Regions from separate parts of the Homo sapiens genome. Here region 1 is linked to region 2. The links are chromatin loops, found by intact Hi-C in ENCODE. Cell type or tissue: dorsolateral prefrontal cortex. All regions are shown on one strand. Each heading gives the region's core, and the rest is flanking DNA. Links, peaks and the distances in the headings are about the cores only. Region 1 overlaps KLHL29 (kelch like family member 29). Region 2 overlaps KLHL29 (kelch like family member 29).

The links. Peaks named below come from ENCODE experiments on the same cell type or tissue, not always from the same donor. Only the 100,000 strongest peaks of a DNase experiment are listed, where the experiment ranks them.
Region 1: it touches region 2 in a loop (3-fold over the local background); 6 of 110 quality-filtered maps call a loop at or near these places.

Annotation. Positions count from the first base shown.
Region 1 is chr2:23,500,943-23,503,848 of GRCh38, reverse strand. The region is part of intron 2 of KLHL29 (kelch like family member 29); the gene reads right to left. LOC105374325 (a long non-coding RNA gene) reads left to right here. Exons shown (of 2, transcript XR_939831.2): 2 at 1-1,924. Among named protein-coding and RNA genes, the nearest start is that of LINC02923, 120 kb to the right of the region's middle. In dorsolateral prefrontal cortex, for the core only: a CTCF peak has its summit at 1,565; a DNase peak (open chromatin) is centred at 1,508; H3K4me3 peaks cover 1,166 bases; H3K27ac peaks cover 2,392 bases.
Region 2 is chr2:23,562,115-23,565,020 of GRCh38, reverse strand. It overlaps KLHL29 (kelch like family member 29), which reads right to left. Exons shown (of 14, transcript NM_052920.2): 3 at 2,540-2,869. The coding sequence starts at 2,824. Among named protein-coding and RNA genes, the nearest start is that of LINC02923, 180 kb to the right of the region's middle. RefSeq lists a silencer at 627-988. In dorsolateral prefrontal cortex, for the core only: CTCF peaks have their summits at 999 and 1,199; a DNase peak (open chromatin) is centred at 1,160; H3K4me3 peaks cover 1,128 bases; H3K27ac peaks cover 1,635 bases.

The DNA of each region.
Region 1 (2,906 bases), core at 288-2,787, 61 kb after region 2:
TTAAACAAAGACGGCAATGTGTGCAGGACTGTGTGGACTAGAGGTCTGGCGTGCTGTGCTCTGAGACCTCCTGTCTGTGTTTCCTTCCTCCTTCGCTGGCAGCTGCTGCCGGTCAGGGTCACAGAACTCACTTGTCACCTGTGGCCCTATTTTATCCATGGGGGCCTGGGAGGAGCTGGAACATGGACGGGGGCAGCTCCTACCCAACAAAGGAAGGGCCTCCTGGCCATGGTGCCTCTGTTCTGGATGAGCGAGGCTGCAGCAGTCTCGGTGGGCTCGTGGTGTGTAGCGGCAGGGACCCTATGAGGAGCCTGCGTGAACCAGGAGCCATCCCTAGGACAACACTAACTTCTATGGCCTCGTCTGTATTTTCCAGTCTGAGTGTCTAAAATCTGCTAAACATTCCTAGTTTGATTGGCAATGATCATGGCAAACATGTAAGTGGCCAAAGATAACAAAGAGAATTATAGAGCCATGGAAGGTCAGGCTACAAGTGACCTTAGTGACCTTTTAGTCCAGCCTCTCGCTCAGATGGGGCAACCGAGACACAGGCAAGGGAATGATTTGTCAAAGGTCAGAGCAACAACAGAGGCAGAGCGAGGCCCAGGCCAGCCCGGAGCAGCCATCCCCTGCCAGGTCTACTTCACAGGACAGCAGCCTCCACTCAGATCTGCCTGCCCTTGCCGTAGCCCTGTGCATTTTAATTGCTTACTCCTTTTCTTATCATGCCCTGGGGTAATTTTACAAAGGGCACAACTACGACATTCAAACAAAACACATCTATTCTCAGGTTATTTTTCCTGATGTAAATCCTTATGATTAAAGAGGAAAATACAACTGTAGGTAAGACAGGCCAAAAAAAAGAAAAAGAAAAAAGAAATATTTCAAGCTTGGCCATCCCCAACAGACCTGAGTCCTGCTAGAATTTTAGTAACCAAGCCAGTGGAGCCAGCTAGAGAGGGCTGAAAAGGGAGAGACCTAGAAGGGGCTTGGACCACACTGCAGCCTGGCTTCTTCTATCTGGAAGTGTCCGTGGTGCTTGGAGAGACAGATGCAGGGTGCGGTTGGGAACCCCACAGGTCCCCCATAAGAATGTGGAGTGGCCACCAGCATCATGGGAATAAGACACACACTGCATCTAAAGAGATCAGCAAAGTGGCCCAGTGGTGGTTTGAATCCCTGCTGACCGCCTGCGCCTAGTGACAGGTGCTGGAAGGGCCAAACACGAGGGGGATGAATTGGTCATATAGGTAGATTTGCAGGAGTTTTATTTCATGCGGGTCAGAGGATGAAGGGGCACAGGGGCCAGAGCCGTCTCTGCCCTCTGCCAGGCCCTGTGCAAGTGTCCTCCCCCTTAGGGGCCAGAAAATCTGGGGCCCCCCAAAAGGTGGGTGGTAGGTGTGGGGAGAGCTGCTGAAACACCCGACTCCCTCCCGGGAGAACCGCCCACTAGTGAGCCTCCGAGCTGCACGGCAGCGTCTCAGGAACACACTGTTCTCTTTGTTGGGGCAGAAATATGTTCGATGCTGATTATGCAGACCGATGAGTAGGCCTCTCTCTCGCTCTCTCTCCCTCTAATCTGGAGTCCTCCTGCTCGGCGGGCACAATTGCATGCAAGCGATCCCGGAAAAAGCACAGAATGAATTTTTTTGCCATCCATTGTTCTGGAGGCATTGCGAATGTCTGACATTCCAGGTGTAGAGTTGTGTAGCTGACTAGACTTCAGAAAACCTCCCGGTCTGAGCCAGGAGCACTACAACCTGTGAAGAATGTGCACCCGGCCTGGCTACACAGCAACAGCACCCGATGGGCCCAGGAGCCAGCAGGAGACCTTTCTTGGAGGAAGGAGTCTTTTTTCTTTGGTTTGAAAATGCAGGTGATGTTTTAAAATTAAAATTAAATTAAGATGCATGTTAAAAACAAACCATCAGTGGCTGCTTCTGGAGGCAGGGGGATGCCTGGGAAGGGGCACGAGGGGGCTTTCTGGGCTGATGGGAATGCTCTTTTACTTGATAGGAATGTGGGTTACACAGATGTCTGCATTTGTCAGTGCAAAACTGATTGAACCGCATGCCAAAGATCCAGGCATTTCGTTGTAGAGAAGTTACATTAAAAACAATATTTAGAGGGGACCTATAGGCTGTCAGTGGTAACAAAATCTAGATTAATGAGTTTTCCAGATAAAAACAGTAACAGTTAAAAATCAGAAACGTTTTTAGTTTTACTAGTTTGAAGGAAAACGAAAAAACAGCAGCGTTCTAAAGCTGAGTGAACAAAGAACTCCAAATTACTTCAACTCTTTTGCTGACACAGGCTCTTCAACCTGAACATCGATGATCGGGCTGAGTGATAATGGAATTAAGCATTTTGACTCCAAAGTCCTGTCCTCGATGCCCATGCTATAGGTCTATTTCCACTGCTGTCTCTCGGCCGCGGCTATCTCCCACCCTCAGGGAACGTGCCTGCACCTGTATAGCCTCTTTCCCCGGGACCAGCTGACACTACAGGGCATCTCAATTAGGTTCAATCCAATTTGTATCAGCCCCCTATTCCAAAGCAGGAATAGGGGGCTGATACCAATTGGACCCGGTCTAGCAAGGAACAGACCCTGAGATCCCAACCTGGGCTGGAAGGGAATCTGCCCGACGTGTTCACGCGGGGAAGAGTTGGGGATTTCTGATTGGAGTCCGGGCCATCAGCCACCCTGAGTCTCAGAGTGGCTCCCGTGTCCCAGATCCCTGAGATGACCCAGTTCATCCCAGGACTGACACCCTCAAACTACTGCAGGAAGTAATTTCAGCTAATCAAGCTGCTCGTCAGCTCTCCAGACTGGGCCACCACTTTCCCAGACAGCACACACAGGCCGGGAGATGCTCCGCCGCAGACAAACAGATGCGATTTCCACT
Region 2 (2,906 bases), core at 151-2,650:
CCCATTTTACAGAAGTGACGCCCAGAGAGGTTAGGTAACCTGTCCAGGGTCACTCAGATAGCAAGCGGTAGAAGGGAATTCAAATCCAGGCAGTCTGTCTCCAAAGTCTGGCTGTAGCCACTGCACTAGGCCTCCCCTGCCAATAACTTCAGGGGGAGAGACATTCTTGGGTCATCTGGTCACACTGTCCAGGCCACAGATTTGTTATACACAAGGAGCCGTGAGCTCCCCGAGGGCAAGAGCCAGCCAGCTCTTGCCTGCTCAGTAAAGACCCACATTGTTGACCGGGGAAACCGCAAATACCTGGGCCCGGGCCTGCCCATCAGTTGATGTGGTCTTGGCACGGGGTCAGACACATAGGCTAGGGGACAGGCCTCTGGGTGGGCAGGAGCCAGGCTAGAACGGCGGGAAGGCACTGTGGCCCAAATCTGCCAGGGGTGCTCGGGAAGCCAGCACTGCTGTCCTCCCTTCCCCCCACCCAGTGCTCCTGGGCACCAAGGGACCAGGGCTTAATCCGGGGAATCAAACAAGCCCCTGCAGGAAACAGGCCGGGCTGGAGGCAGAATTCAGTTCCTCTGTTGTGACATGCCAAGGAGCGGGCTGTCCTCACAGGAATGAACTTTCGCCCCCTCTCCCCCTCCTGGCCACCCTGCCCAGTCCTTGCCCCAGCTGTTGTTTTCTGTCTGAGACTGGGTTCCCTTCCTCTCATGTGGCTGTGGTTTGGGATCAGGCCAGTCAAGGATGGTGAATATCAAGCCACTCTGGAGCAAAGCGGGAGCTCTGCAGGCAGCACAGCCCTGTGGGGGAGCCCCAGCACCGAGCCCCTCCACTTCATCCCCCAGAGCAGCCCAACACCATCCCTACAAAGGCATGTATCCTTAAAAGGACAGACACTTTCAAGACGGCCTCCGGGCCCAGCCTCTCTCTCCCACCTGGAGCCCCGAGCAGTCGGTTCCAGCGGCTGCCATTCTCCATATGGCCAACAGCTGGCCCTGCAGAGCGCCTGCCAGATGTGGCCAGCAGGTCCAGCGGCTGGCCCTACTGGGCAGAGGTCACTGAGTCAGACCAGCGCTCGGGCTGGCGCCCAGGGGAGGAATGTGTTTGGCTGGCCTGGGGGCAGCGTGCCCAAATAATCCTCCATCTCCTCTCCCCTGTCCAACATTCTTTCCCTCCCCGCCTCAGTGGGGTGGTGTTTTCATAACAGGAAAATAAAATCAATAAGGCACTGCAGCAAGATGTCAGTGCGCTCCGAGCCAGCCTCCAATAGCTCCATTGTCTCAGCCTCTGCCAGGCTCTGTGGCCGGCAACACTCACAGTTATTAATGGGAAGCAGGGCTGAAAGGGAGTTTTGAAAACCAGGAGACAAAGGCGCAGCACACCTGGAGCGCGGCTTTCCAGCACCACAGCCACCTCACAATGGCCGGGCTGGGGCTCCCCGCCTTTAACTTCTCTGGCAACTTTTCTGAAAGCAGGAAAAGAAAAGCCTAGACACACACACATGTGCACACACATACACTCATGCACACACACACGCATGCAGGCACATACACGCATGTACACGGACACTGCCCCAAGGGGGCTCCTGGGAGGCAGCTCCGAATGGCCAGCAGAGGCAAAGGCAGCCTGCACAGCCCCTGCTCGGTGAGGAAGCAGGATGGGGACCGATGGCCTTCCTACCACAGCCATGGCCAGGGGCCCGGCCCTCCAGGACTCAGGCTGCCTGAGGGGCTCCGAGCAGCCAGCACGATGGAGGACGAGCTCAGCCCAAGGCCAAGCAAGAGCCTTGGCAACACTGTTTTCCACATTCCATTCAGCAACACAGGTTGGCCTCTGTTGCCATTCCCAAGGCTGGAGCCACCTCTTCTGAAAGAAACGGGAATGACCTGGCGCTGACATCCCTGAAGCCAGCTGTGGGGACAAGTCCTGGGTCCTCTGCAGAAAGGTCCCACAGCCTTGGACCAGCCCTTAGAAGGCCTACTGAGCCCTTGCTGTGCCTCAGTGTCCTCAACTGTAAGGCAGGGATGATAAAAGTACTGACCTCACCGTGCTGTGGCAAGGCTCAGAAGAGACAACGGATATGAGAACACGAGGCCCAGTGGTTAATAAAGTGTGGGTTTATCACCCTTTATGACTGTTACTGCTTGTCAGTATCTTCTTGCACACCCAAGTTACTGGCACCCCCAGGGATGCTTGCATGGTCTCAATTTATCTATTTAGGAACCCCATATTGCCATCTTGGAGGTCCACTGTTACTTCACTCATTAATAGCATCTAATCAACATGGCATAGGACAATGAGTGGCCTCAGCACCTGCTTGTCTTCCTACAAGTTAGTCACAGAGAAAGACTTCATGGATAATAAAACCCGCATGAATGCTCGCAAACAGTTTCCAGGCCCAGGTCCTGGAAGGACAAGACTCTGGAGGACTCGGGGCGTGGAGCACAGGCTGCCCCACAGGAGCCTGTGGGGCTGGCCTGAGCCTGCAGGGAGGCAGGGCCCCTCTGTCCGGCTCCTGCTCAGAGATGACACCACATCTTACCTTGGTGGTGACCGCAGACGCAGAGCTGGCCACGAGGCTGGTGATGGCCTCGCTGCTGCCGGTGGTGCAGGGAGCAGGAGCTGTAGCCGGGGTGGGCAGCCGGGAGGGCACCACGGGCAGCGGCAGGAGGCCGGGCCGGACGCTGAGGCTGCTGGCTGTGCCGCCACCGGCCCCCGAGGTGACACTGCAGATGCTGGTGGTCCCATGCGTCCCGTTGACGCTCCATTCGCGGCGGTCCCAGCCCACCCGGTAATCTCTTTCGAAGCGGCTATGGTGCCGGGACATCTCGGTGGGCCGAGGCGGCTTCTCACAGGGAAACAGAGCCCGGACCTGTGGTGACAGGGTGGAGAGAAGGGTGATTTAGGAC